Regions from separate parts of the Homo sapiens genome. Here region 2 is linked to region 1. A link is a loop called in an ENCODE intact Hi-C map of the cell type or tissue named here. Cell type or tissue: PC-3. All regions are shown on one strand. Links, peaks and the distances in the headings refer to the core of each region. The heading gives the core; the rest is flanking DNA. Region 1 has its middle 540 kb from the start of MIR504. Region 2 has its middle 490 kb from the start of ZIC3.

The links. Peaks named below come from ENCODE experiments on the same cell type or tissue, not always from the same donor. Only the 100,000 strongest peaks of a DNase experiment are listed, where the experiment ranks them.
Region 2: it touches region 1 in a loop (9-fold over the local background); 1 of 110 quality-filtered maps calls a loop at or near these places.

Annotation. Positions count from the first base shown.
Region 1 is chrX:138,120,556-138,136,035 of GRCh38, forward strand. No RefSeq gene overlaps it. Among named protein-coding and RNA genes, the nearest start is that of MIR504, 540 kb to the right of the region's middle. In PC-3, for the core only: a CTCF peak has its summit at 7,652 (motif pointing right); DNase peaks (open chromatin) are centred at 6,986 and 7,676; H3K4me3 peaks cover 1,260 bases; H3K27ac peaks cover 1,566 bases.
Region 2 is chrX:138,051,411-138,066,890 of GRCh38, forward strand. No RefSeq gene overlaps it. Among named protein-coding and RNA genes, the nearest start is that of ZIC3, 490 kb to the left of the region's middle. RefSeq lists an enhancer at 9,744-10,245. In PC-3, for the core only: CTCF peaks have their summits at 4,382 and 6,638 (motif pointing left); no DNase peak of the experiment used is centred there.

The sequences.
Region 1 (15,480 bases), core at 3,463-11,462:
GGAAATACAATGACTACAACTTTGTTATTCTTGCTCATAAATGCTTTGGCAGAGATGAATATGTGGATGCTTAAAGGAAGGTGAACAGGAATTCATCCATGTGCTGGGAGGGTGGCACACACCGACTCTACAGGGATAGAAGCTCCAGACCATTCCAGGCCTTCCTCTATGCATTTCTTTATCTGGCTTGTTATTTGTATCCTATGTATAAATTATTACATGTGCCATGAAAATATGTACATCTATTATGTATCAATAAAAAATAAAATTAAAAGAAAAAATTCTTTGGCTATTCAGAATCTTTTGTGGTTTCATATGAATTTTAAGTCTATTTCTGAGAAAAATGTCATTGGGATTTTGATAGAGATTGCATTGAATCTGTAGATTATTTGTGTGGTATAGACATTTTAACAATATTAAGACTTTCAATCAATGAACACAGGATCTCTTTCAGTTTATTTGTTTATTCTTCAATTTCTATCATGAATGTGCTATACTTTTCAGTATACTTTTCTTTCATCAGCTAACTTTGGGCTTAGTTTGTTCTTCTTTTTCTACTTCCTTTAGGTATAAAGTGAGGTTGTTTTATTTTTCTAAATGTTGACATGTATCACCATTAATTTCCTTTTCAGAACTTTTACTGAATGCCATAAGTTTTGTTATGTTGTGTTTTCATTTTCCCTTGTCTCAAAATATTTATTATTTCCCTTTTGATTTCTTCTTTCACTCATTGTTTGTTCAGGCTTATTTTTCTCCTATTTGTGAGGTTTTTTTTTAACTTACCTCTATTAATTTCCAATTTTATAGCATTGCGGTCAAGAGGGATACTTGATATGATTCAGTCTTCTTAAACATGCTAATACATGTTTTGTGGCCTAACATATAATCTGTTCTGAAGAATGCTCCATGTGTACTTGAGAAGAATATGCATTCTACTGTTATTGGATGGAAAGTTCTGTATATGAATATTAGGTTCATTTTGTTTATTGTGTTGTTCAAGTCTGCTGTTTCGTTATTGATTTTCTGTCTGTGTGATCTATTCATTGTTGAAAGTGGGATATTTAAGATCTCTAATATTGTTGTATTACTATCTATTTCTCCCTTTAGTTTGGTTAATATTTCATTTCTCTCTCCATATGTGGAAAGTTTTCTGTTATTATTTTTATTTTATTTTATTCTATTTTTAATTTTTGTGGGTACACAGTAGGTATATATATCTATGGGGTACATGAGATGCTTTGATATAAGCATGCAATATAAAATAAGTATATCATGGAGAAAGGGGTATCTATCCCCTCAAGCATTTATCTTTTGAGTTACAGACAATCTAATTACACTCTTTTAGTTATTTAAAAATATGCAATTAAGTTATTATTGACTACAGTAACCCTGTTGTGCTATCAAATAGTAGGTCTTATTCATTCTTTCTATGTTTCCTGTACCCATTAACCATCTGCACCTCCCCCTTCCACCTTCCAACTACCCTTCCCAGCCTCTAGTAACCATTCTTCTACTCTATGTCCATGAGTTCAATTGTTTTGAATTTTAGATCCCACAAATAAGTAAGAAGATGTGATGTTTGTCTTTCGGTGCCTGGCTTATTTCACTTAACATAATAATCTCCAGTTCCATCTATGCTGTTGCAAATGACAGGTTCTCATTCTGTTTTAATGGCTGAATAGTACTCCATTGTGTACAGGTACCACATTTTCTTTATCCATTCCTCTGTTGATGGACACTTAGGTTGCTTCTAAATATTAACTATTGTAAACAGTACTGCAATAAGCATGGAAGTGCAGTTATCTCTTTGGTATATTAATTCCCTTTCTTTTTGGTATATGCCCAGCAGTGGGATTGCTGGATCATATGGTAACTCAATTTTTAGTTTTTGTAGGAACCTCCAAACTGTTCTCCATAGCGATTGTACTAATGTACATTTCCACCAACAGAGTATGAAGGGTCCCATTTTTCCATATCCTTGCCAGCATTTGTTATTGCTCATCTTTGAATATTAAAAGCCATTTTAACTGGGATGAAATGATACTTCATTGTAATTGTGATTTGCATTTCTCTGATGATCAATGATGTTGAATACCTTTCCGTATGCCTGTCTGGCATTTGTATGACTGCTTTCAAGAAATGTCTATTCAATTTTTTTGCCCATTTATTGATCAGATTATTTGATTTTTTCCTATAGAGTTTTGGATTTCTTCCTGGTTCAATCTTGGTAGGCTGGATAAATCTAGTAATTTGTCCATTTCTTCTAGATTTTCCACTTTATTGGCATAAAGTTGCTCATAGTAGCCACTAGTGTTCCTCTGAATTTTTGCAGTATCAGTTATAATGTTTTCTTTTTTGTTTCTGATTTTTATGTATTTGTATCTTCTTTCTTTTTTCTTAGAAGTCTGGCTAATGATTTGTCTATTTTGTTAAACTTTCCAAAAATCAACTTTTTGTTTCATTGATCTTTCACATTATTATTTTCATTTAAATTTCATTTATTTCAGCTCTGATCTTTATTACTTCTTTTCTTCTACTAATGTGGGGTTTGGTTTCCTGTTGCTTTTCTAGTTCTTTAAGATGCATCATTAGATTTTTCATTTGAAGTTTCTCCTCTTTTTTGATGTATCTCAAGGTTTTGGCCTTTTTGTTTTTTTTTTTTTTTTTTTTTTTTTTTGAGACGGAGTTTTGCTCTTGTTGCCCAGGCTAGAGTGCAATGGCGCGATCTCAGGTCATCGCAACCTCTGCTTCCCAGGTTCAAGCGATTCTTCTGCCTCAGGCTCCCAAAGTAGCTGGGATTACAGGTGTGCACCACCACGCCTGGCCGGCATGTTGTGTTTCTATTATCAATTGTTTCAAGAAATTTCTCAATTTTCCTCTTAATTTCTTCATTGACCCACTGGTGATTCAGGGGCATATTGTTTAATTCCATGCATTTGTACAGTTTCCAAAATTCCTCTTGTTATTAATTTCTAGTTTCATTTATTCCATTGTGGTCAGAGAAGATGCTTGGTATTATTTCCTTCAGGGTCAAGGGCTCTTAAGCCAAACTGGTGAATGCTGTCTGGCCTGGGACTCATTCTTCAGGGAAATGGGCTCCCCTCTGGCCCAGGACAGGTCCAGACATGCTATTGAAGAATCAAGTCCTGGAATTGAAAAGTCAAATCCTGGGCTTGTCCTTGTCTCCCTGTGACTGTGCTGGTAAATAAGGTACAAGACAACATCCCCTTAAGTTTTCTTTCTGCTTTTCTGAAGCAAATGAAATTTTGCCCCATAGCCACCGCAGTTGATAAGGCGCTGAAACTCACCTGTAGCCAGCAATCATCAGAGGCTTATCCAAGGCCCTCAACATAGTACCTGAGTATAGCTGCTTGTGATTCAGTGTCCAAGAACTCTTCAGTTAGCAGGTGAGGAATACTGCCAGGACTGGGTCCTTTCCTCCATGGCAGAGGGTTCCCTTCTTGCCCATAGTGTGTCTAGAAATGTCACCTGGGAGCTAAGGCCTGGAACAGGAGCCTCACGACTCTGACTGGTGCCTTACCCTGCTGAGGCTCAGATGGTATCAAAGATGCAAGACAAATTCCTCCACACTCTTTCCTCTCTTCTCCTCAAGTGGAAAAATGGATTATCTTTTGGTGTCTTGGGCTGTGCAGTCTGGGATTAGAGGAGGTATAATGCTAGCACTCCCTTGGCTGCCCCAGCTGGTGTTGCAGTATGTCACATTTCCCCAGTGTACATTGTCTCTAGGCCTAGTTCAGCACTAGGACTAGCCTAAGAGTTGCAGTCCTGATAGTCTAGACTGCCTATCAAATCTACTTGGAGACATAGAGGCTGTAGCCCTCTGTGGTGAGGTTTGCAGGCACTCAAGTTCCAACCAACAGCCACCCATGAACCCAGATTTATATTTACTGCTTTATGCAGTATTTTAAATCAGATAAAAGGAAAATAGCCCACCCCAGAGGTGGGCTAGGCTAGGAGGCCTTCCACTTATCTTTTTATGGGGTAGGCAGTTTTTACTGTAATGTACTGCTTTTCGGCAATGGGTTCCACTTGTTGCAATTCCCTATATGTGCTCAACAGCTGTTGCTCTAGGACTGTATAGTGGGATTCTGCCCCCTTTCATAATTGAGACCAAAACCCTACAAGTATCATTTCTATTGGTTACTTTTGTCACCAACTTCAATTTATCCCCATGACATCTCTAGTGACTTCTAATACAAAAGGATGCTGTGGCAGTGGGACCTCTAGTGCTTGGGCTTGTTTCACCAACATTTTCGTTTTGTCAAATGTTCTTTGTCTATATGTGTCCAGTCTCATTTTTCTACCTTGCTTTATTAGGGGGTATAATGGGTGGGCTGTTTGTGCCAAATGAGGAATAAGTAGTCACCAGTAGCCCAGTAAACCTAGGAAAACCTGAAATTAGTTTACTCTCTGGGAAACAGGCTACTGTGCTATCTTATCAGTGACAATTCTGGGCATGTTTCATGTCTTATGCAACCACATAACTCTTGGGAATTTGATGGCTGCACTGGGCCCTGTATCATTTTGAGTTTGACTTCCCATCCCCTGTTCTTTAGGCCATCCCAGACAGTTTGTAGGGCAGTCTTCATATCTGTAAGAGACTCAGAGGTTAGCATGTTATCATTAATATAGTGAAACAAGGTGACCAAGGCAGGCAAAGAGAGTTTAGACAGGTCTTGCTCAGCCATACTCTGAGGGATGGTGGAGCTGTGCAGGTACCCTTGTGGTAGCACCTGGAAAGTCCATTGTTGGCCCTCCTAAGGGAAGGCAAACTGGTCTTGTTAATCTCCTGATAAAGGAATACTGAAAAAGGTGTTAACCAAGTCAATGATAGCATGGACACTTCCTAGCTTAAGGACCACTTTCCCTAGCAGTTGAACAATATTGTGTACAATTGCATGTACAGGGATCATCACTTTGTTTCGCTTACAGTAGTCTACTGTAATTGTCCAGATGCCATCTGGCTTCTTCACAGGCAACACAGTGCTGTTATGGGGGTCTTGGCCAGCCTGAATGCTTGTAAATTGTGTAATTTCTGCATTGTTTGGGTGATTTAAGAGTATCCCCTTGGCAGGTGGTATCGTTTCATGTTCATTACTTGTCTCAGCTGAAGCAAGTATACAGACACCCATTTTTCCCCTTCCCTTTTCAATCCTTCATTGCTTTCTGGACTTGGGTCTTGTTTCTATCTAATTCACTGAGGCCAACCAATGCTTCCCCTATTGTCACAGATGTTATTTACCATTAACAGACTCAGAAGTGTGACCATCGAACTATATTATACCACTTTTCAATTGGAAATGACCTACACATTCAGCAAGTACCTAAAAATAATTTTAAGATTTTAAACTACACAAAATGTCCATCTACAAGGATTTATTTCATTTACATTTACTCAATTTATTTTTAGCAGTTAATCTAGATTACTCATGAGAACCAAGACATTAGACAAAGCTAGTGATCATTCCAAGTTATCTCCTTGTTAACCATTTTCTTAGCCTGCGAATATCAGGTGTTCACCTAAACGAGAGCCTTAAAGTTACAAACATGGTTATTTTTACCAATAACTCAGAAAATGTAGCTGTTTTAATTAAGCCAATACTATCAAATTGGTCTTGCTTATCAAAAAATCAGACAAACAAAGATCATTCCAAGCAAAGACTAATCAAAGATCAGTCTTGCTTATCAAAAAATCACACAAACAAAAAGATCATTTTTGTCTGGGTTTATGGTGTTATAAACTTCATGTCAAACCCTGATACCTTAAAATATCTAGTAAAGGCAAATATAAAACTTATCTAATTAGTATACCCAGACAAAAATGTGTGCTGACAATTCTGAAGACATTATTTTTATTTTACCAATAATTTTAAAGCCAGTTTTATTTATTAAAGATCACTAAATTCACATGAACTTGAAAGACATTTGGATTTCTTTATTTTATGAGTGCTCATTTACTTGTAAGCCAATTTGTGATTATGCTAAACACAACATCTAATACATGTGCGTAGAGATAAACACATTTAAACACGTATACACACATACACACATATTCAATAGCTTTTCCCTCAGAACTCTAGCCACGAGACAGCATCACAAACTCACTATTTTACAAATGACAGCTGGACCCAAATTACTTCTGACAAAATTGGGACCTCTTCACATGATTAAAATTTGTTTGCCTTATAGGTAATCCAATGAAGGCTATGGTCCAACATTTTGGGTGAAACGGTTTCCATAGCAGTTTTATTCTAAAAAAAACCTCTTTTATCCTTTCTTTCCCCACAGTTTCAACTGAGTTTTTGATGTTTACATTTTAGCTAGAACTGGCTGAACTGTATAAGAAAAACAAAATCTCCGGTGGCCTTGAGTTGGAAGTACCATAAACAGTGAGTTTTATCTCAACATAGTAGCTTAATAACAGAAGATTCAAAGCAGATAGAAAAGGGAATAAAGAGAGAATTAGAGGGAAAGCTTTAGAAAAATCGACTTAACTATAGTTGCAGGTTAACCATTTGAGCTCTGATTTTACTTTTGCTGTAATTTGCCCATGCATTTAAAAATGTACAGAGGAAAGGGCCAGAATAGTTAACAAGCTGGAGTCCTAGAAAACCTGGGATGCCTTTGAACTTCTGCAGGAGTTACTACCTTTTTTCCTTTCCTGCTCTAATAATTTCTCAGTAGCCGGCCTTATTGCAACAACAAGGTATTGACTCTCCTATCATACTTTAATATTTTAACTTTCTGCAATATTTCCTCAATCCCCACCAGCATTTTCCGAATGTCCCTGTACTCACATGGTGGCTCAAAACGGTTGAGCATCTGGGCAACTCCACCACACATGCATATTGCCAACCACCCCGGGATTCCCTCAGCAGAGACCCCTTCTTGACTCATCATTTGATCTCTCATATCCTGTCCGCGATGCCAACTGTTACAAGAAAAATGTGAGACTGCAACCTCCCTCCCCCCGCAAAAAAATTTGGAAAGGAACTGAGAGACCGAAGAATGACTCAGAAAAGTCCAGCTTGATGAGTAGATGAGTTTATTAGGATTTACATACAGGGCACTCCTGTGTAGACGCAGGACAGCTCTAGAGATGTGTGCTGTCTCCCATTTCTAAACTGCTTTTAAGCTAATTTTCTGGCTCTTTTCCTAATGTGTTTGGACACTGAGACTTTTTTTCTTGTTAGGCTCTCAGATCCTCTGTGGAATGTATGGGTTCTCAGGACACCTGCTCTTGGATTGTTTTACTGCATTCCTTGAACTGGATTTCAATTTCCTCTTCAATCTCAATGAGCACATCCTTGCCATCCAGATTCTGAATTCTGTGTCTGTCATTTAAGTCATTTCAGACTGGTTAAGAACCATTGCTGGGGAGCTAGTGAACTTGTTTGGAGGTAAGGGGACACTGGTGTTTTTAATTACCAGAGTTCTTATGCTGATTCTTTCTCACCTGGAAGGGTTTGTGTTCCTTTAACTGGTGTGTAATTTGAATATAGTCACTTGGCTTTGTTTCTGGATGTATTCACAGGGCCAGCACTCTGTACACAGTCTTCATCTGGGGCTGAATTCTTGCCCTTATTTTCACAGGGAGGGTGTACTTGCAATTTATTTTGGATGTTGTAGTTTGCGCTATGATCCAGTAGATGGCGCTTAGGATTAATGGCCCATAGATAGGCTCTTAGCTGCGTGTCTCCTTTGTGTTAATACTTCCTGGCATTTGCAGCTCTGCTCTGCGCTGCATGAGGAAGACCGATGCCCCCCTCTTACCAGGTCCACTCCTGGGCCTTGGGGGGGCTGCCTCTTGTCACTGGCACTGTATTCACATTTCTTTTATTAGGTGTTCTGGGCTATCAGGCTCCCTTGAGTGGAGGCCACCACAGGGAGATAGGCCACACTCTCCATACTGGCCCTGTGTAGGGTGTCTCACCCTGCTCCCGTGCCAGTGCATGAAACTGCGTGTGTCACCCTTCTCAGTGTTCTGAGAGTGTGGCTCCTCCTTCACTGAAGTGCCAGCCACAAATCTTGGCTCCGCACTCTCAAGCTGTATGCAGCAGCCCTGGGGCATGGGTACCTGCCCATGGCTCCATCCTCTCGACCTTTGGCATCAGGTTTTGGGTGTACTGGGAGGTCTGAGAACAGGCCACTGGGAACATCCTCAGGTACAGCAAGGAACCAAGGCCAGGCATCAGAGACTGTGCCATGCACATGTTCCTGTGGGGCAGCCAAGCAGTGGCTCTTGGAAGGGCTCGTGGCAGGGGGGCGTGCAGAACAGATGTGCCCCAGTACCACAGGGAAGACGGCCCCACTTTCTCCAGGTCCAGCATTCAACTGGGTCTAGAGCTTTTTGGAAGGAGATGTAGAGCCCTGTGGGGGTGTGTTCCTATGGCTGCCCCGTGCACAAAGGTCTCTGGTTCCATGCTGGCTAAAGCCCTGACTCTGCCTACTCTCTGAGAACATCCCTCTGCCAGCTCAAATATCCATGGGGGACATGGGGTTCCCTGCAGCTAGGATCCCAGAGGGCCACAGTGAGAGTAGGGAGTCCCATAGTCTTTTCACTAACCCCTTCCCCAGGAGCCATTTGGGGCTGGGAAGTAGCCCTAGCATGTGGGTACCCCTCACAAGGCTCCCAGCTTCCTCCCTATTAAGCCGCAGTGTCTGTGTGGCTTTTGCATCAACTATTGTCATTTTCTCTCTGAAGAGCTATTCAAATTATGTTGGTTTACTCAATTTCTGTCTTTCTCGGTGGGAGCAGTGCTTCCTGGCTACTTCTAGTCAGTCATCTCATTCCTCTCTCCAGAAATTATTTGTTTTCTTTCCTTTCTCTTCTCTCTTTCTGGGAGTCCCATAAATTAGGCTACTTCGGGTATTTCCAGACTCACTGATGGTCTTTTTAGTTTTAAAATACACTGTTCAAGTAGATATCATAGAAGCAGAGAGTAGAATAGTGGTTACCAGGTGCTGGGGAGGGCTGGAGGAAAGAGGTATGGGGAGACATTGGTCAACGGTTATAAAGTTAGGAGGAATAAGTTCTGGTGTTCTATTGCAGTAGGGTGACTGTAATTAACAATAATGTATTGTATATTTCCAAACAGCTAGAAGAGAGAATTTTGAATGTTCTCAACATAAAAAATAATAAATGTGTGAGGTGACAGATTTGCTAATTATCTTGATTTGATCATTACACAATGTATACATGTATCAAAACATCACATTGTACTCCATAAATATGTGCAGTTATTATTTGTCAACTACAAATAAAATATAACTTTTCAAAAGTTCTTGGTAATTCAGAGAAAAAATACATTTTTCCCCATGTATTTCATTTCGGATAGTTTCTATTATTCTGTCCTTGAGTTTACTGATTTTTTTTCTGCTCTTAATTTTATCCAGTGTATTTTTAATCTCAGACACTGTGTCCTTTTATCCCTAGAGGTTGGGTTTGAGTGTCTTTTAAATTGCTCACATTTCTACTTAACTTTTTGAATGCATGGAACACAGTTATAACTGTTGTAATATTATTGTCTTCTATTTTTTAACATTTGGGTGAGTTTTGGTTTCAATTATTTAATTATCCTCATTATGCGTAGCTTTTTTTTTTTTTTTTTTTTTTGCTACTTTCGATGCTTGGTAATCTTTGACTGGAGGCCAGATATTGTTAATTTTACTTTGTTAGTTGCTGAATATTTTTCTATTTCTATAAATCTTCTTAAGCTTTGTTTTGGGATACAGTTAAGTGACTTGAAAAGTGTGGACCCTTTACATGTTGCTTTTTTAATTTTTTTGGTGGATCCAGAGAATTTTTCCATGTAGAGCTAATTACTTATCATTACTGAGGCTAGACCTTTCTGTGTACTCTATCCAATGACCTGTAAATTATGAATCTTCCAGTCTGGTTTGTGGGAACATTCACTATTCCCAGTCTTATGTAACTGCGAGACACTGCTCCCTTTAATTCTATCAGATGGCTCTCTCCCGCTATGGACTGAATTGTGTCATTCCAAAGTTCATATGTTGAAGCCATAATGTGACTGTATTTGGAGGTAGAACTTACAGATGCCTAATAAGTTTAAATGAGGGTATAAGTGTGTGGGGTTCTATTCTGATAGAATTGGCGGCTTTATAAAAAGAGGAAAACATTCTCTCTCTCTCTCTCTCTCTCTGCCCCTCTCTGTCTCTCTCTTTCTCTCTCTCTCCCCCCTTTTCTCTCTCTCTCTCTTCCCCTCTCTGTCTCTCTCTTTCTCTCTCTCTCCCCCCCTTTCTCTCTCTCTCTCTTCCCCTCTCTCTCTTTCTGCATGCACTAAGAAAGCATCATGTGAGAGCACAGCAAAAAGGTTACTGTCTGAAAGCCAGTAGGTGACCATCCCCAGAAACTAACCCTGCCAGATCTTGATCTGGGACTTCTAGCTTCCAGAAATGTGAGAAATAAATTTCTGTTGTTTAAGCTGCCTGTATTTCAGTAACTTGTTATGCAAGCTCTGGCTGGCTAATTCATCCCCCTAGCCCTTGATAACTTCCTCACATGCGTGCTCTGCTGAATACTTGAGGAGGACTCTCTTTAATCTCCAGGACTCTTTCTCTGTATAGCTCTCTCTTCTTTGGCTATCATGGGAACTCTAGCAGCTATGGACTCCCTGGGCTCTCAGTTCTGTTTCCTTAACTCAAAGGGTTTTCCAGGCTCTGCCTATGTTTCGTTTTTTTTTTTTTTTTTTTTTTTGCTCTACAGCCTGGAAATTCTCTCAAGACAACAAATTGGTTTATCATAAGGCTCACTTTATTTGTTTTCCATCTCTTCCATTGTCTTTCATTATTTGATGTTTCTGGTGTCTTGAATACCATTGTTTCATATACTTCCACGTTTTTTTTTTTAATTGCTTCATGTGGGCAGGTAAATATGGTTCTTGTTACTTCATCTTGGCTTGAAGAAATTATCTTCTTTTCTCTAAGGTTTTGATTGATTAACATCTGTGTTTCATTTTCATATGATCTTATTGCCAAATACTGGAAAGCAAATGACCCCTTATTGCAAAGCAACATTTTCAGATTCCTGTTTCTCTAACTCTTCCGAAACTTAGTTATTAACTCTTCCCCACATATACCAAATGTTTCCATACATCTCTGTGTCTTTGCACAAACCGGAATATTTAACCCTTCCTAGCTCTATGGGAAAACCCACTTATCTAAGTAGTTACCATTTATTAAGTACTTATTATATGTAAAACATTAATCCTTACTACAGTGCTCTGAAGTAAGCCCCAATATTGTATTTTTTTTAATATATAGAAAACTTAAGACTAAAGCATTATAAGTAATTTGCCCAAGGTCAGACAGCTAAAAATAGCTGACCCAGTATTTAAACCCAAGTTGGTTTGATTCTTTAGCATATGCCTATTATTAATCTTGTCTCTAATGTAATGATATATTTCTATGCCTGTATTTACCACTAGCCTGTGTACTCCTTGAAGGCAATATCTGATTTATTTACATATTTTCAGTGCCTAGTCCAATACCTAGCACATCATAAACTCTCATAATGTATGTTGACTGATTAAATAAATGAATGAATGTGTGGACCAGATAGAGGCTTGGCTGGAGGAAGGTGTCAGCCCTGGCTGAGAGAGATTATAGAGGACCAGTCTATGTAGAACACTGAACAAGTTCATTCAGGAAATACTTCCTGCAAGATAAATAAATACATTTTAAAATCCAAACAAGATCACAAAGACTTTCTTTAGTAGTGGTAGACATGCATTCAGAATTTTACCTTAGCACTTCAGAAATGAAAGAAAATGTCTAGTCTTTCAACCACTTGAGGAAGATAAATTTTGTATTTCAAATCCATCAGAGGGTTTATGTGATTTAAGAGATATGTGACTTCAGAGCTAATCCTTATCTCTTGGCTTAGAATTTCAAGTCAAGTTAAATTTGAAGTGCCTTGATTAATTACATGGAGGCCAGACACCTAAAAAACATTTTGGTTCTCATAGCGTAAATGTTAAGGCTATTACTCTTCTAACTTTAGCTTTTAGGATAAATTTGGTGTCTATGAAATGATAAGATTAGAGGCCTGGAAACAGCACAAATGCATTGGCATTCATAAGTAAAAGGGGACATTTGGCCTCTGCTCCTGAGTAAAGGGTATGCGCTTTGAGACATTTCTGAATTTGTCAAACATGCTTAGACTTGAGCCATGTAATTGTCGTATGTTGGAAAGGCATTGGGTACTCTTGAATGTTTCTTGCAGTGGCCTGTGTCTTTGTTTGGGCTTAGAGATTGAAGAGACTAAAGAGGATCTGGATCAGTGAAGAGGCAGACATGAGAGGATTTGACCAAATTGCACCTTCCAAGCCTGGCAGTATAGTATGTTCACACTTGCATGTTTATGAGACTTTCTTGATCCTGATTCTGGGAATTATGATATGTTTCACAGAGTCACAGCATGTCAGAGCTGAAAAGGGTTTTAGAGATCACCTAAACCCATCATGATTGTATGGAGAAACTGAGGCCCGGGAAATGATTTATCCAAGGTCTCAGAGTTAGTACATGCTAGGATAGAACCCTGGTCTCTGACACTTCAATATGTTGTTTTTTCTACTACTCCAAAGTAACTCCTTGGAGAAAGAAAAGGTTGAGGGAAATGTATCTCCTTTCTCAGTGAGTGACACCACCACTTATTGCATTATATTCTGTCATTGAATCTTCCTGGACAAATACCATGTGGAATTGGTCCCACAATACGTTTCTCTAGTCTTGTCCCAGAGCATCTTCATACTGTAAGAGAAAATCCTTCTAAAAATTCATGACCATCAATCTCAGTTGGATTCTTGATACTTCTTGGACATCATTTTTGCTTGTCATTTCTTTCAGTGATTGTACCAAATTTTTCCTAGTCTCGTTAAGTCCTGTATCCAACTATCAGCAGATGATGTTGCATGACTTCATTAAGAGAGTTAGAGTTATCAGATATGAGTTTTCCCCAGTCTCTTGGCCCTCCTCTACTATATTTTCCTTGGCCTCTGGTTTTTCTTTTCTCGATTCTCAGTGAAAGATGTGTCCTTTCTTCAAATCAAGTTCATTCCCTTACCCTGGTTTTTGGTCATATTTAGAATCAGCTCCTTTTCTGGGATAAGTTAGTTACTCATTATTCTATTTCTTTATGCTCTCTCTCTACTAATTTCACTCTGGTCTGTCTGTCTTTGCTTTTTAAGCCTTGCTTCTTGAAAATGTATTCCATATTTGCTTTCTCCATTTATTCATTTGCAATGCAATCCTCAATGCATTGCAATTTAGATTCTCTTCTCACCACTCCACTAAAGGCTTTTTACTAAGGAGGCTAATAATCTCCAAGCTGACAAATTCAATAGCTAGCTCTCTATTTTTAACGTATTGCATCTATCTGCTATGCTTGAAATTGATTTCTACTTCACCTTTGTTTTAAAACATTCTATTTCCTGGGCTTCCATAACACTAGTTTTTGTTTTTGTTCCTTTGTCTTTATAGCCACTCTTTTTCAATCTTCTTCAACAGTTCTTTCTCTTCTTTCTGTCTCTTAAACATTTATGTCTCTCATGAGTCCCTCCTTGGCCCAATGTTGTTCTCTCTTTACATGCTTTTCTTGGGCCATATTATCATCTTCCAGGGTTTCAACTACAACCTATATTAACACTGACACTTAAAATAGGATTTTCAACTTAGGCCTTTCTCCTGAGCTCTGGACTTATATTTCTCTTTATTTTTATTTTATTTATTTTTCTATTTACTTTTTGAGACAGAGTCTTGCCCTCTTGCCCAGGCTGGAGTGCAATGGTGTGATCTCTGCTCACTGCAACCTCCGCCTCCTGAGTTCAAGCAATTCTCCTTCCTCAGCCTCCCGAATAGCTGGGATTACAGGCACACACCACCATGCCTGGCTAATCTTTTGTATCTTTAGTAGAGATGGGTTTTCACCATGTTGACCAGGCTGATCTCGAACTCCTGACTCTTGTTGCATGCCTCCTGTACCTTAGTCTAAATGTGACCCTATCTGAATTCATCATCTACTACTTGTTTTAGTAAATTGCATCATCTATCTAGGCATCTAATAATGCAACCTGAGAATTACCCTAGCATCTTCCCTTTTCCTCTCTGCCTTTCCGTTTTCCACTTTTTGTCAATCATCTTCTTGCATTTAGTGGCCAGGTTGATCATTCTAAAATAATCTGACAATTATACACCCATATTTAAAACTTTTAATGGATCCCTATCTTCTAGGGAATAAAAGTTGATTCCTTTATCATAATTTACAGGATACTTCATGATTTGGCCCCCATGTGATTCTAAAGCATCATATTTTTTTGGTTATTTCTCACTCCTTCTGTATAGTCTACTACTAGCAAATTACACGTCCTTCTCTGTAAATAGTGTGCTGACTTCGATTTGTTGTACTTTTCCTTCCTGCATTTATCCATATAGAAAACTCCAACACACTCTCAGCAATTTCCTCCTGGAGATTTTGAGCCAGGCTATGTGCCCTGCTTCAGACTTCTCATGGCATCTGTATAGACTTTTTGCATTACATATGCCATATTTTTCTGAAATTATCTGTGTATGTGTCAATTTTCTCAATGGGCAATATACTCCATGAGAGTTGGGTTTATATCTTATTTATCTTTGTAGTTTTGTGTTTTGTATAGTATAGGCATTCAGTAAATATTAATAAAATATTTAATCATATTAACCACTCAAGACAGGCCTATTGGATTCTTAGAAAACTCTTTTTCATTCATCTTTCCACATCTAATTATTCACCAATATTTAGAATATATCTTCAACTTGTCTTCTTCCCTCCATTGCTACTGTTACTGCCTTACTTCTAGACTTCATATTCTCTTGCCCATGTAATTAGAATAATTTACTCATGGGTATTTCCCTCCAATTTATTCTTCACACTTCAAGCCAATGTAACCACTCTTACAAATTTAACCATGTCTCGCCTTTGCTTAATACTTTTGATAGATTCTCGTAGGGCAAAAACCAAACACCTTAGTCTGGCTTTCAGTAATGTCAGTTTCCTATTTCTCCAGCTTTATATCTTGCCATTTTCCCCCCATACATTTGTGCTCTATTTGTACCAAAATTTTAAAGTTCCCTAGTCACCTGTACCTGCTCCATGCTACCATGGCTTTCTGATTAAAATACTTTTCCTCTTTCATTCTGGGATACATGTATCCCAGAACTTAAAGTACATTAAAAAATACAAAAAAAAAAAAAAAAAAAAAAAAAAACCTTTCCCTCACCCCTTGTCCTTTCGGGAAAAATATTTACTTGTTTGAAAGATTCAAGATTGGTTAAATACTGCAGTCTCAACATCCAGAACAGTGCCTGGTATGGAGTAGGTACTTACTGACTGCTGTTGAGTGAATAATTGTATGAATAAATAAAGGTGATAACCCAGTTTAGGTACCATATAGAGACAAA
Region 2 (15,480 bases), core at 3,262-11,261, 69 kb before region 1:
CCATCTCTACTAAAAATACAAAAATTAGCTGGGTGTGGTAGCGCATGCCTGTAATCCCAGCTACTCAGAAGGCTGAGTCAGGAGAATCACTTGAACCCGGGAGATGAAGTTTGCAGTGAGCCAAGGTCACGCCACTGCACTCCATCTGAAGCAACAGAGTGAGACTCTGTCTCAAAAGAAAAAAAAAAAAGAGAGAGAGAGAAGATCCAAGTAAACACAATCAGAAATGACAAAGAGGATTTACCATGGTCCCCACAGTAATACAAAAAACCCTCAGAGACTATTACACACACCTTTACGCACAGAAACTAGAAAACTTAGAAGAAATGGATACATTCCTGGAAACATACAAACTCCCAAGATTGAACCAGGAAGAAACTGAAATCCTGAACAGACCAATAATGAGTTCCAAAATAGATCCAGTTATAAAAGTCTTACCAACCAGAAAAATTCCTGAACCAGATGGATTCACAGCCAAATGCCAGATACATAAAGAAGAGTGGGTACAGTTTCTTCTGAAACTATTTGAAAAAATTGGGGAGGAAACATTCCTCCTTAATGCATTCTATGAGGCTAGCATCATTCTGATACCAAAACCTGGCGGAGACACAACAAAAAAAGAAAACTTCGGGCCAATATCTTGATGAACGTAGATGCAAAATTCCTCACAAAACTCTAGAAAACTAAATCCAGCAGCACATCAAAAAGCTAATCCACCAGCAGGTGCGGTGGCTCACGCCTGTAATCCCAGCACTTTGGGAAGTTGAGGCAGGTGGATCACCTGAGGTCAGGAGTTTGAGACTGGCCTGGCCAATATGGTGAAACCCTGTCTCTACTAAAAACACAAAAATTAGCTGGGCATGATGGCAGGCGCCTGTAATCCCAGCTACTCGGGAGGCTGGGGCAGGAGAATCGCCTGAACCCAGGAGGCAGAGGTTGCAGTGAGCCTAGGTCATGCCATTGCACTCCAGCCTGGGTGACAAGAGTGAAACTCCATCTAGAAAACAAACAAACCAACAAAAACAAAATAAAAACAAAAACAAAAAAATCCCTAATTCACCACCATCAAGTAGGCTTTATCACTGGGATGCAAGGTTAGTTCAACATATGCAAATCAATATATGTGAATCATCACATAAACAGAAGAAAAAACAAAAACCACATGATCATCTCAATAAATGCAAAAGCCTTTTGAAAAAGTTTTAACAGCCCTTTATATTAAAAAACTTCAAGAAATTAGGCATTGAAGGGATATACCTCAAAATAGTAAGAGCCATCTCTGAGAAATTCACAGCCAACATCACACTGAATGGACAAAAGCCGGAAGCATTCCCCTTGAGAAATGGAAAATGACAAGGATGCCCACTCTCACCACTCCTATTCAACATAGTACTGGAAGTCCTTGCCAGAGCAATCAGGCAAGAGAAAGAAATAAAAGGCATCCAAACAGGAAGAGACAAAGTCAAACTATCTCTGTTTGCAGATGATATGATTCCATACCTAGAGAATGGCATGGTCTCTGCCCAAAAGTTCCTAGATTTGATAAACAACTTCAACGAAGTTTATGTACAAAAATTAGTAATATTTCTATACACCAACAATGTCCAAGCTGAGAGCCAAATCAAAAATGCAATTCCATTCACAATATCCACAAAACAGATAAAATACCTAAGAATACAGCTAACCAGTGACATGTAAAATATCTACAAACAGAATTAGAAAACACTACTGAAATAAGTCAGAGATGACACAAACGAATAAAAAAATTTCCATGCTCATGGATAGGAAGAATCAACATTGTTAAAATGTCCATTCTGCCCAAAGCAATTTACAGAATCAATGCTATTCTTATCAAACTAGCAACAAAGTTTTTCACAGAATTAGAAAAAAAAACTTTCTACAATTCATGTTGAACAAAAATAGAGCCCAAATAGCCAAAAGAATTCTAAGCAAAAAGAACAAAGCTGGAGACCTCACATTACTGGACTTCAAACTTATGCTACGAGGCTACAGTATCCAAAACAGCATGGTACTGCTACAAAAACAGACACATAGACCAATGAAACAGAATGAAGGGCTCAGAAATAAAACTACACACCTACAATCATCTGATCTTCAACAAAGTTGACAAAAACAAGCAATGGGAAAAGGACTCCCCATTTAATAAATAGTGCTGGGATAACTGGTTAGCCATATGCAGAAAATTGAAACTGAACCCTTTCCTTTCAACATATACAAAAATCAACTCAAGATAAGGACTTAAATGCAAAACATAAAAACTATAAAAACCCTTGACTAAAACCTTTGAAATACCATTCTGAACATAGCCCCTGGCAAAGATTTCATGACAAGGATGCCAAAAGCAGTTACAACCAAACCAAAAATTAACAAATGGTACCTAATTAAACTAAAGAGCTTCTGCACAGTAAAAGAAACTATTAACAGAGTAAACGGATAACCTAAAGAATGGGAGAAAATATTTGCAGACTATCCATCTGACAAAGGTCTAGTGTGCAGAATCTATAAGGAATTCAATTGAATGAACAAGCAAAAAATAAACAACACCATAACAAAGTGGGCAAAGGGCATTAACAGACACTTTTTGAGAGAAGACATACAGTCGGTCAACAAGCATATGAAAATATGCTCCACATCACTAAACATTAGAGAAATGCAAATCAAAGCCACAATGAGACACTTACTGCTTCACACCAGTCAGAATGGCTACCATTGAGCAGGCAAAAAATAACAGAGCTGGCAAAGTTGTGGAGAAAAGGGAATGCTCGTACACTGCTGGTATGAATGTAAATTAGTTCAGCCACTGTGTAAAGCAGTTTGATAATTTCTCAAAGAACTTGAAATAGAACTACCATTCTACCCAGCAATTTCATTATTAGGTGTATACTCAAAGGAATATAAATTGTTCTACCACAAAGACACATGCATGCGTATGTTCATCACAGCACTATTCACAATAGCAAAGACATGGAATCAACCTAAATGCCCACAAATGATAGACTACGTTAGGAAAATGTGGTACATATACTCAATAGAATACTACACAGCCATAAAAAGAATTAGATCATGTCCTTCGTAGCAATATGGATGGAGCTGGAGGCCATTATCTTAAGCAAGCAAACACAGAAGCAGAAAACCAAATACAAGTTCTCACTCATAAGTGGGAGCTAAACATTGAGTACACATGGACACAAAGAAGGGAACAATAGACACTATAGCCTACTTGTGGGTGGAAGGTGGAAGGAGGGTGAAAACAACAAAAAAAAAACTACCTATCGGGCACCATGCTTATTACCTGCATGATGAAATAATCTGTACAACAAACCCCCACGATACAAATTTACCTATGTAACACACTTGTACATGTACCCCTGAACCTAAAAGTTTTAAAAAGTAAATTAATTTAAAAAAATGTTGTATCATCTGGGAAACAAAGGACACAATGAAAGAGTTTAGTTGAAAATCATTGAATGAAGAGACTAGTTACAAATTTATGGTCAGGGTTAAGGAAACATCACAGGATGCCAAAGCACTAGGAATCTGTAACCATGAGAAACCTTTCCTTCCCTAAGCCTGAAGGTGAAGGAAATGGAATTATGGGAATCTTGAGAGAGCTTGGAGCCACAGAAGAGAGGCTACCAGGCAGGATTTGTGGCCAATGATGAATATAGTCACTTCCAGAACCATGAGGGTAGGGGATAAGTGGCTGGCTTCCTTTTCCCTTCCACTCTTAGATCCTATTTTACTACTTACCATTGAACAAACTAAAACAAAAGCCAGGGGAAAAGGGAGCCCAAGATTTGCAACTGTGATCAGCCTCCAGGGCATAGAGCTGGATGTCCTAAGAATGGTGAGTATACAGGGAAAGGAACACTGAAGTAGAGTAGACAGATTTAGCAAATACAAATACAGGGCATGCAGTTGAGTTTGAATTTCAGATAAGAATAAATTTTTAGTATAAGTGTGTATCAAATATTCCATGGAACATGCTTACACTAAGCAGTTTTCATTGTTTATCTGATACTCAAATTTCATTCACTATGCTGTATTTTATCTGGCAACTCAGCTAGAGAATAATCAGCACAGAGGTGTTTCTATTATTTGGGCTTGTGACTAGACCATGGCTTTATTACTTTAAACACTTCTGTGTGTATCTCAGCAAGAATGGAATTATGTTTTTCTATGTATCAGAAGAAATGATCTCTGACCCCTATCTGCATCTCATTCCCAGATAAGCTCACTGGATCAATTGAGGTGAATGGCAGCCTCTCAGAAGTAACTTGCTAGATTTCAGTGGGTATGAGTAGGATGCCACATGCATGGCATTTCAGCCAAACAGCGAATAGGTGGCAGTCTTCATCAATTTATCAAAGGGAATAACATTTTCTCTTTGAAAATAAAACAGTGACAATATAGGAAAAAAAAACATGTAGATAGCTGAATATTATAGAAGACATTTTGATTAATTTTGATATGATTCAGGATTGAAACATAGTACTATAGTGAGATTTCATTTGTGTTTTAATGAGTTTTTTCCCTTTTCTGAGTTATTTTAAAAATTAGAATCAAATTTATTCTTGAACTTCCAAGAAGTTGTGCTTAAAACCGTAGGATAGTGGTGAGCCATTGGTAGAAGAACTGTGTGCTTGACCCTGCAGGGTAACTTCACCCTGGCTTCACAATAGGGCAGAGTGGCAAAGGAGAGGAAGCCTGGCCAATCATGTGTAATTCACTCAATAAATATAAGTGCCTGCCACGGCCAGGCATTGAACCGGGTATGTGGGATGCATAGGAGAATCAGGCGCAGTAACTTTCATCAGGAAGTTTACAATATTATGTGAGAAAGTGGCATTGATTAAGCTAGCAGCTGCCGTACATGTATTATTTCATTTAATCTTCACAGCAATCCTGTGGGTAGATGTTATGATTGTCCCATTTTTCAAATTAGAACACTGAGGTTAAAAGAGGTTAAGTGACTTGTCTAAGCTCACACAGCTAGCCAGTGACATCCATACACTTATATAAATAATAGGATGTACTAGTGTAAGTGTTTTCTTAGTAATATTACAATGTGCTTCAGATCAAATGGGAAAGTAATCCCTTTCCTCAGGTGTTATTAGGCAAGTGCTTCATGGAGGACGAAGTATTTCAGCTGTGTTTTCCTGAGCAAAGAACAGATTTAGCACAACCATGGAGGCACTAAGTTTCAAGGAATGGAGATTAGCAAGTGGACTCATTTGATTCCAGCATCACAATCATGTAAATTGGGGGAAGGAGAGACTCAAAAGAAAATTAGGTTAGGGCCTGAGTTGGATGGGCATTGAATGCCATAGTGAGAATTTTTTTATGTACATTTTGAAGAAAGCTATTGTCACTCTGAGCAGTGTAGTAACATGAGTGAACCTATGCTTTAGGAATCATATAGGATGAATCCGAAAGAGAAGACAACATAGATAGGAATGACAACCTGTTAAGAGGACATTGCTATAGTTCAAACAAGAGGACTGGAAGTAGGGTATTAGGGAAGACAATGTATTACATGCATGAAAAAAATATAAATAGTCTGCATGACATGTGCACTGAAATGAGTGCAAATGAGAGTTGTTCTGATTGATGGGCATTATAAAGCAGAGAGCAGCTTAGTAAATAGAAATTGCCTTATAACAGAGTACCATTATCAGTGATCTATAAGACTCAAGTCCAAAATACTATTTTAAATTGAATCCTATTCTCTGCAACAGCATTTCCAATGTGGATTCATCCCACATACTCTTCCAAAAACAAATAATTTTTTTCCATATGTTTCAGTAATTACATTTCTGGTTATATATCTAAAGGAAATAAAGTCAGTGTATTGAAGAGATATTTACACTGCCATGTTCATTACAGCACTATTCACAATAGCCAGTTATGGACTCAACCTAAGTGCTCATCAGCAGATGATTGGATAAAGAAAATGTGGCATATATACACAATGGAATACTATTCAACCTTTTTTTAAAAAAGTGAAATCCTATCATTTGCAGCAACATGGATGGAACTGGAGGTCATTATGTTAAGTGAAATAAGTCAGGCACAGAAAGACTAATATTGCATGATTTTACGTATATGTGGAATATGAAAAAGTAGAACTCATAGAAGCAGAGAGTAAAATGGTGGTTACTAGGGGCTGGTATGGAGGGAGGAGGATGGGGAGATGTTGAAACAAAGTTTCAGTTACATGGGAGGAATAAGTTCTGGACATCTATTGGATAGCATAGTGATGAGGTAATAATATATATTTGAAAATTGCTAAGTGAGTATATACATATACACACTTTATATATACTTCTTTATATATATATATATATATATATATATATATATATATATGTACTTTTTATATATACAGAGAAAAAAAACAGAAAAAGAAGAGGTTTCTCTACGTTTACCGAGAATTCCTGCAGCAAAGATACTAGTTGAATCTTGTTAGCTAATCATTTCCTAAACTTATTTAAACCTAGAACTCTTTTTAAAATGTTGAAACCTAGTAAGACCTGCAAAGATTGTGTTTTGTGAAATTCATATTAATGTTATTCTCTTCATCTGCAATGCATTCCCTCTGGTGGACTCTAGAGTGCAGTCCCTTCTCTCAAACGCAGTTGAAATAAAATGGAATCCCAATGTTTGGTGGACACCTGCCAGCAGTGACCTCTGCTGCAGCAAGTATTGATCCTGTTGTCGACAGCTGGTGTCAAATAATTTTTTTTTAAAGCAGGGATGATGGTGATGTTGCAAGGGTAGCTGTCGGTCACCAGCCCAAGAGCTCAGCTCACTGAAGTTGTCCCTTTCTCCTTAAAGTTGTTTTCATCAGTTTGTTGTTCATCTGAATAAACTTTTATGGCTTTCTCTTTGTTCTCCTGACCCTAGTAGCCTTAGTGATGGTGGAAAAGTTGTGTCTTACTAATTTTGAAGTGTCTACGTCTAGTAATAAAACCCAAGCTATCTAGTTAACTCCATCATCCCCTTGCTCAAGATCTCCCCCAGATACCCATCACCTACAGAAACAAAGATCCAAATTATTTGTGTGGGCATCATGACTCTCCATGCTCTGACCCCAGCACACATGCACACATGTTTGCATGAGAACACAGACACACAAATCACTGCTTATTATTTTCCAATAAGAAGGCCTGCTCTTTATTGCTTCCTATGGTTACTCTACTCTCTGTAATTGAAGGGCCCTTTCTCTTCAATGTCAAAAATCTCAATTAGCTGCAAAGGTACACATCAAGTGCTTTCTTCTCCTAGTAGCTCTCCTAGACACCTTAGACACCTCCAGTTGGAATGACTCCCGATTGCTGTCTTTTACTTTTTACTTACCTTTAATCAGTTTATTCTGGGTGCAAACTAGCTTCGTATGAGTCAATATTCCCCACTGGATGCCAGTGTCTTAAAGGTAGAGAATGTTTTACTAACCTCAGTAACCTCTCTAATCAATCAATCCATCAACAAATATTTAAGCGCCTACTCTGAGCCACGCACAACATCCTACACCCAGTAGGGGCTCCTATTGATGTCTGTATACTTTCAAAGCACAACCCCTAGAAGTGGAAGTGGGTTCTCTGAATCAAAACCTCAGGAAGTGATTAATGTCACCAGCATTAACATGATGAATAGGACCACAGGCTAAGTGTTGTTGAGACCACCCTAGATGTGACTTTGTCGTGAGAAGCCTTGGATTTCCAGGGAGGCATCCGAGACAAGCCAGTGATTCTGCAGACATGCTGTCAATTCCAAGTGAACCAAAGAGAGAGGGGCCATTTGTAATTAATTTTGGAAGTTTCTGGCAAAAGTCAGCAAAGATAAGTTCCCAACGGGAAAGCCCCTGTCTTATTTCTGTACTTACTTGCATTGGTATCATTACACTACACCATCTCTGAAAAATCAGACCTCTTGGATTTGGCCCTTTTTCTCTTCATCTGTAGAATATCTGACCCCAATTCAATAATTATAACCACCCCAGTGGAACAGATGCTGTACACACCATATCTCAATGAACTGTCATAACAACCCTAAGACATTATTATAAATACAATATTCATTTTGATAAACTAGGAAATTGTAGTTCAGAGACCAGAAGTGCTCTGACACTTTCATCAAGGAAAAGCAAACATATTAAAGAGCCAGTCACTTTGTGTTTGAATTCTGTGGATCTTTTCACTCTCAGCTGGTTGTTATTAATAATATGTGGCATATATGAATGCATGCTATATTCCAAACATTCTAATAAGTATTATTTTATTGAATCCTACAAATAATCCTTTGGGGTTTCTTGAATTTAAAGAAAAATTAGGCCCAGAGAAGGTAAACAGCTGGTCCATGCTCACAAAAGAGGTAAAGCAGGGCCAAGATACAGATTCAAGTCTGTTGGACTCCAGACCTGCCACCCATTCACTATACTACATAACCTCCTCTTGTAATGCAGTGGGCAGTCTAGGAGCTGCTGGCTGAAGGGATTGTATATCCTTAGTGGACTCTCAGGTCTTCTAAACAGAAATGTTCCACATTAGTGACTCAGTCTCAAACTTTACTTATGCTCCTCCAAGCCCTCCCCATTTTCCCTTTGGACAGGTTGACCCCTCTTTTAACCTCATCTTCAGGGTCAGTCTGTGCTTTCTTGCCATGGTTCAGTCCAGAGGCAGAATAATTTCTTTTAGCATCGTTAGTGTCTAGGAAAACAAATCTCTTTCTCAGGTTTCTCATCAGTTTCCTGGAACAGAATGACTGTGCTGTCCACAGACTGAATTTGTCTCATCTTCTCTGGGCACATAGCTTTGTGCTCAGCTTTCTTTAGCTGCTACTAATGGTAACAGTTCTTTAAGACAGGGCAGTCTTTCTGCCTTAGATGATTTCTAAACCTCAAGTTTTTTCTTAGCTCATATCCCTGTTTCCTTTATCTTTTTGGCTTTGTCTCTTTTGTCTAGTAAATATTAACAGGTTCTATTTAATATTTAGGAGGTGTGCATTTGGGCCCCAGATCAACCTCTGACTTGGTTTTTGACCTTGGGCAAGTTACTTCCTCTTTTAGGCCTCAGTGTCTTTATATGTAAAAGGTGAGAGTGGGAAGATGCCCAAGGCTCCTTGCACCTCTGACATTCTGTGTCTCAAACTTCAATGTCAAAGGACAATACTGTATGAAGACAGTCTGAAAATGTTTCCCATCTTCATTCGACTGCCTAGAAAGGTGATTTGGCTACAGAGATGTAAACTCATCTACTGACCTTCTACTTATCTCTACCCAAGTTTACGAATATGTACCACAAAGGGAGAAAATAATTATCTCAGTTTAAAGTATTTATGACCCAATTTTTTTGGATTGCCCAAAGTTTAAACAGTGTGCTCATTGAAAACCTCAGTCCCACCTCTGACAAAGTGAATGCAGAAACCACTTTTTCAAATCCCAAATCAACACACAAGTATGAGTGGGCAGAACACTTGAAAAGAGGATTCTTCTAAAATTTCCAGGATTCATGATCTTCCCTCAGTAAATGATAGAATTTTAGAATTTTCATGGTAGGGTATAAACTGGGCAACCAGGCCCAAGGCCAGATAAGAGCTTAATTAAATGAATGCTGCTGCAGCTGCCGCTTGTCACCTTCTGTCACCCCAAAGGAAGTATGTACCTTTGGGTTGGTCTAGTGGGAGAATTAGGAGGGAATGATAGTCTTTTCATTCCATCTACATTTAGCATACCCACCAAAGGGCAAGTTAGCAACTTCAAACAACACCTTGACAATGACAAACAGTGAAGTTAATGCAGGCTCTAACAACTCCAGAGCATACTCTGACTAAAACAAAGGGCTCTGGCTCAAAAGGGGGTCCTCCAAGCCAAATGAAAGAGCAGTTTCCAAATGCATAGCAAAATTCAGAGGAAGAAGGAGAGATGAAGGGTGGAAGATGAGGCTGTTTACTTAGAATTTGATTGTTCACACTAAGCCCAGCAACCCCTGTGGTCTTGAGCTTGCTTTGAAAACACGATGTTGCTAAAAAGATCAGGATTCGATGGGAACATTCACACTTGAACATTTGCCGAGCTCTTCAGGGAAGTGCTGAAATCAGTGGGAGGGTCTTCAGCACCTCTGTGATTGCAATCATGGCCAAGCTCAGGCGCTGCAGTTGTGCAGCACAAAATACTGCCCAAGACAAATCTTTCAAAACAAAGTGCAGCTAAAACATCTCTCTTTCTTTAGGGTTAAGTTAAGACTAAAACATTTCAAGCTCAAGGACTTAAACTTGTTTTGGCCAGGCATAAGGAACCCAAAGTTATTCAGGCCCATGATATCATATCAAGTTCATAGTTTACAGAGAAATCCAAGTGGTGGTGGAAAGGATTTAAATTTAGTTGTTTACTAAATTCTACATGAACAGTGTTTGACCAAGTTTCTTATATAGAAAGACCTGATGTTTACCCTGAAAAGGTGGTTAGAAACAAATAATAACAACAAAAAGTCTGCTTTCACATCTTAGTGTTTTTAACTTCTGAGATTGAAAAACACAGGATGGTGATAAAGTTGGAAGTCTCCCAAAAGATGATCTCATTCAAACTTCTCATTTTATGGTTAAACCAACAGAAACCACAGAAGACAAAGGACTTGCTTATGTCCCAAAGCTAGTGAGTGACAGAATTAAGAACAGAAACCAGACCTTCTGTTAAATAGGGAATCCTTTCCCCATTGCTTGTTTTTCTCAGGTTTGTCAAAGATCAGATAGTTGTAGATATGCGGCATTATTTCTGAGGGCTCTGTTCTGTTCCATTGATCTATATCTCTGTTTTGGTACCAGTACCATGCTGTTTTGGTTACTGTAGCCTTGTAGTATAGTTTGAAGTCAGGTAGTGTGATGCCTCCAGCTTTGTTCTTTTGGCTTAGGATTGACTTGGCAATGCGGGCTCTTTTTTGGTTCCATATGAACTTTAAAGTAGTTTTTTCCAATTCTGTGAAGAAAGTCATTGGTAGCTTGATGGGGATGGCATTGAATCTGTAAATTACCTTGGGCAGTATGGCCATTTTCACGATATTGATTCTTCCTACCCATGAGCATGGAATGTTCTTCCATTTGTTTGTGTCCTCTTTTATTTCCTTGAGCAGTGGTTTGTAGTTCTCCTTGAAGAGGTCCTTCACATCCCTTGTAAGTTGGATTCCTAGGTATTTTATTCTCTTTGAAGCAATTGTGAATGGGAGTTCACCCATGAATTGGCTCTCTGTTTGTCTGTTGTTGGTGTATAAGAATGCTTGTGATTTTTGTACATTGATTTTGTATCCTGAGACTTTGCTGAAGTTGCTTATCAGCTTAAGGAGATTTTGGGCTGAGACGATGGGGTTTTCTAGATAAACAATCATGTCGTCTGCAAACAGGGACAATTTGACTTCCTCTTTTCCTAATTGAATACCCTTTATTTCCTTCTCCTGCCTGATTGCCCTGGCCAGAACTTCCAACACTATGTTGAATAGGAGCGGTGAGAGAGGGCATCCCTGTCTTGTGCCAGTTTTCAAAGGGAATGCTTCCAGTTTTTGCCCATTCAGTATGATATTGGCTGTGGGTTTGTCATAGATAGCTCTTATTATTTTGAAATATGTCCCATCAATACCTAATTTATTGATTCCCTATTTAATAAATGGTGCTGGGAAAACTGGCTAGCCATATGTAGAAAGCTGAAACTGGATCCCTTCCTTACACCTTATACAAAAATCAATTCAAGATGGATTAAAGATTTAAACGTTAGACCTAAAACCATAAAAACCCTAGAAGAAAACCTAGGCATTACCATTCAGGACATAGGCGTGGGCAAGGACTTCATGTCCAAAACACCAAAAGCAATGGCAACAAAAGCCAAAATTGACAAATGGGATCTAATTAAACTAAAGAGCTTCTGCACAGCAAAAGAAACTACCATCAGAGTGAACAGGCAACCTACAACATGGGAGAAAATTTTCGCAACCTACTCATCTGACAAAGGGCTAATATCCAGAATCTACAATGAACTCAAACAAATTTACAAGAAAAAAACAAACAACCCCATCAAAAAGTGGGCGAAGGACATGAACAGACACTTCTCAAAAGAAGACATTTATGCAGCCAAAAAACACATGAAGAAATGCTCATCATCACTGGCCATCAGAGAAATGCAAATCAAAACCACTATGAGATATCATCTCACACCAGTTAGAATGGCAATCATTAAAAAGTCAGGAAACAACAGGTGCTGGAGAGGATGTGGAGAAATAGGAACACTTTTACACTGTTGGTGGGACTGTCAACTAGTTCAACCATTGTGGAAGTCAGTGTGGCGATTCCTCAGGGATCTAGAACTAGAAATACCATTTGACCCAGCCATCCCATTACTGGGTATATACCCAAAGGACTATAAATCATGCTGCTATAAAGACACATGCACACGTATGTTTATTGTGGCACTATTCACAATAGCAAAGACTTGGAACCAACCCAAATGTCCAACAATGATAGACTGGATTAAGAAAATGTGACACATATACACCATGGAATACTATGCAGCCATAAAAAATGATGAGTTCATATCCTTTGTAGGGACATGGATGAAATTGGAAACCATCATTCTCAGTAAACTATCACAAGAACAAAAAACCAAACACCGCATATTCTCACTCATAGGTGGGAATTGAACAATGAGATCACATGGACACAGGAAGGGGAATATCACACTCTGGGGACTGTGGTGGGGTCGGGGGAGGGGGGAGGGATAGCATTGGGAGATATACCTAATGCTAGATGACACATTAGTGGGTGCAGCGCACCAGCATGGCACATGTATACATATGTAACTAACCTGCACAATGTGCACATGTACCCTAAAACTTAGAGTATAATAAAAAAAAAAAAAAAAAAAAAAACCAGACCTTCTGACTTCTCATCTTGGGTTTTCTTTGTGTTGTCTGTATATAGCACATGGATGAAAACCAAGCCCTTGGCTAGCTAGTGTCCACTGCTTCCTTTTAGCATCCTCCAGTGAGGTGGGTGGAAGTGGTGTTGATTATACTTCCAGAAGAATATTGGGACTGAAGTTTCTTAACAAGGGTCTACTTTATCAGTCTCCCTCCTTTCTAGGCTTCCAGCTCCTACTGAAGGGCATCTCACACCCTTCACCCACACTGAATTTCTCCTCCTTGGCGGGATGTAGTTCAGTTCTTTCTCTTTGATCGCCTTGTCATCTAAATAGCACTGCTGCCATCACCTTTGCCCTGGTTCCCTTCTCTTCTATGCATGTGAAGGAAAAGTTAGATGTGAGTCCGTAGGACAAGTTCTAGCCATCTTGAGGTCAGCAGGTTTTCTTGCTTCTAACATGATGACAAATTTTCTGTACAAAACTTTCCCTCATTTCATTTTGTGACTTTAATACTAGGCTGTAAATTCACTAAAAATATATAAAGGTCTCATAATACTTTTCAGTAACATTTAAAATCCAGTTCCTTAAATATACAACAATCTTATTCCTTTGTCTTGAAAGCTAAAACAAAAAGAAACAAAATAGAATGACATATTATGATGTTTAAGAGTAAGTTCCAAAAACAAACTGCATCAAATATAGATCAGTAGAAAACAAACAACTCTCAATCAAAGGAATTTCTAGGTCCATGTGGATATTATTCAACTAAAAATAGATCTTTAGAAGAAGAAAACACAATATATAGAAACCACAATGACCTGTTTCAGTTTATATCAGTGCTTTATTTAAGGTAGTGGCCATACTGAATTGTGACTTGACATTTAATAAATCACAACTTGTAAACTGCATAGAAATAAAAATAACTAATATTACTGTATTGATCACCTACTATGTGTTCCAGGTGCTCTATGCTAGATTCTTTGCAAATTCCATCCCATTTGCTTTGTTTTTTTGGTAACTCTAAAGTGTAGGTGGTATTTCTCCCATTTCTTATAAAGGAAACTGAATTCTCACGGAAAGGTAGAATGACTTTGTTAGTATCACACAGCTAGTAAGAACAGAGCTGGGACTTAAGTGTTTATACCTGGGACAGAAACCCTTTTACAAAGGGGAATGGAAAATGATCCACAGAGTTGTGATTTCTGCTAGAATAATAACCCTAAAAGAAGAAAAATAATTTTTTAAGTGACAACCAAATCAGTATTTTATTTTATCAGCACTTACAAAACTGATCTTAAAGGTTCAGAATTTGTGATAAAGAGCTATAATTGGGATAGAATTCCAATGCAGTGCATTTAAGCTCTGAACCTTAGAAAGCAATGCCCATAGCCAACTGGTAATTGCTTTTCAGGAGATTATGTCCATTTTGGTGAAGCAACATGGACCCTATGCAAGTATACAAAGCACAACATACCTGCATTAGACTCAAGTGTTTATATGAGCATATTTATAGTGTTCGGTTGTTACCTTGACTTTAAAAAACAACAGCCGATAATATATAGTCTTTTCAGAAGCTCGATTACACGCAGAGTAGCAGGAAACAGTTTGAAATCAATATTTAATGCAAGTTTATTGACTTTTTTTTAAACTGGAGAATGCTATCATAAGCACTTTTAAACCAGATGTGGTTCATATAGTGTTTATGCTCTGAGTGTTTCCAGAGAAAAGTTCAGACTGCTGCAACAAACACTTCTTTGGGGATAGTTTTGATATAGCAAAAGAATGTGTGGGAAACCAAACTCCAATATTGGCAAGGCTGTCACCAAATAAAGATGGAATCAGTTATCTTTAGGGCAGTAGTGGTTATGGATGGCTCCTAAGGACATTAACCAGGAGAAGAGAGAAGGTCAGATTGAAGAACATCAACGCTAATAGTTCCTATTCCCAGCTCCATCATTCTGGGCAGCTCCCCCTTTAGACAGAATGAAGTATATTGTAGATATAGCTAAAGCCTCAGATCATGTATAGGACAGATGTGGTTTTTAAGCAATCTACAAGACTGGAGATGGCTGAGCTTTCCAGCACGTATCGTCTTGGCCATAGTCATGCCACTGGGGTTGGAGCAGAAATCACATGGACCCTGGGGTCAGGAGGCAGAGCATGTGGGCAAGGTCAGTACTGAGAAGCTAGTAGGCCTGCCAGGCATAGTACAGGATCTAATAAGGCAGCTCAAAGGTAAAACTCTGAACCGTCTGTGGGAAAGTTCTATTGCCTTTTCTACAACACCGTTATAGGGTAACAATGTGTATGTGTGTGCACACATACTTCTCTTCCACTCCCATTCTCTTTCAGCTGAGGTCTACAGAGCTCCAGCAGGTTTTTCTAAGTAATTTTCAGTTTTTATGTGAGGTTGTGTCCTCTATTCTGTCTCCCTTTTGCATGGAACTTCCAATTCCTTGTTAACCAGATTTTCTGGATTTTCCCTGACTATGCCAATTTCAAAGATTCAGTTTCATTGTCAGTCCATGTGAGGCCACCTGATTGTCAGCAGGTAGACC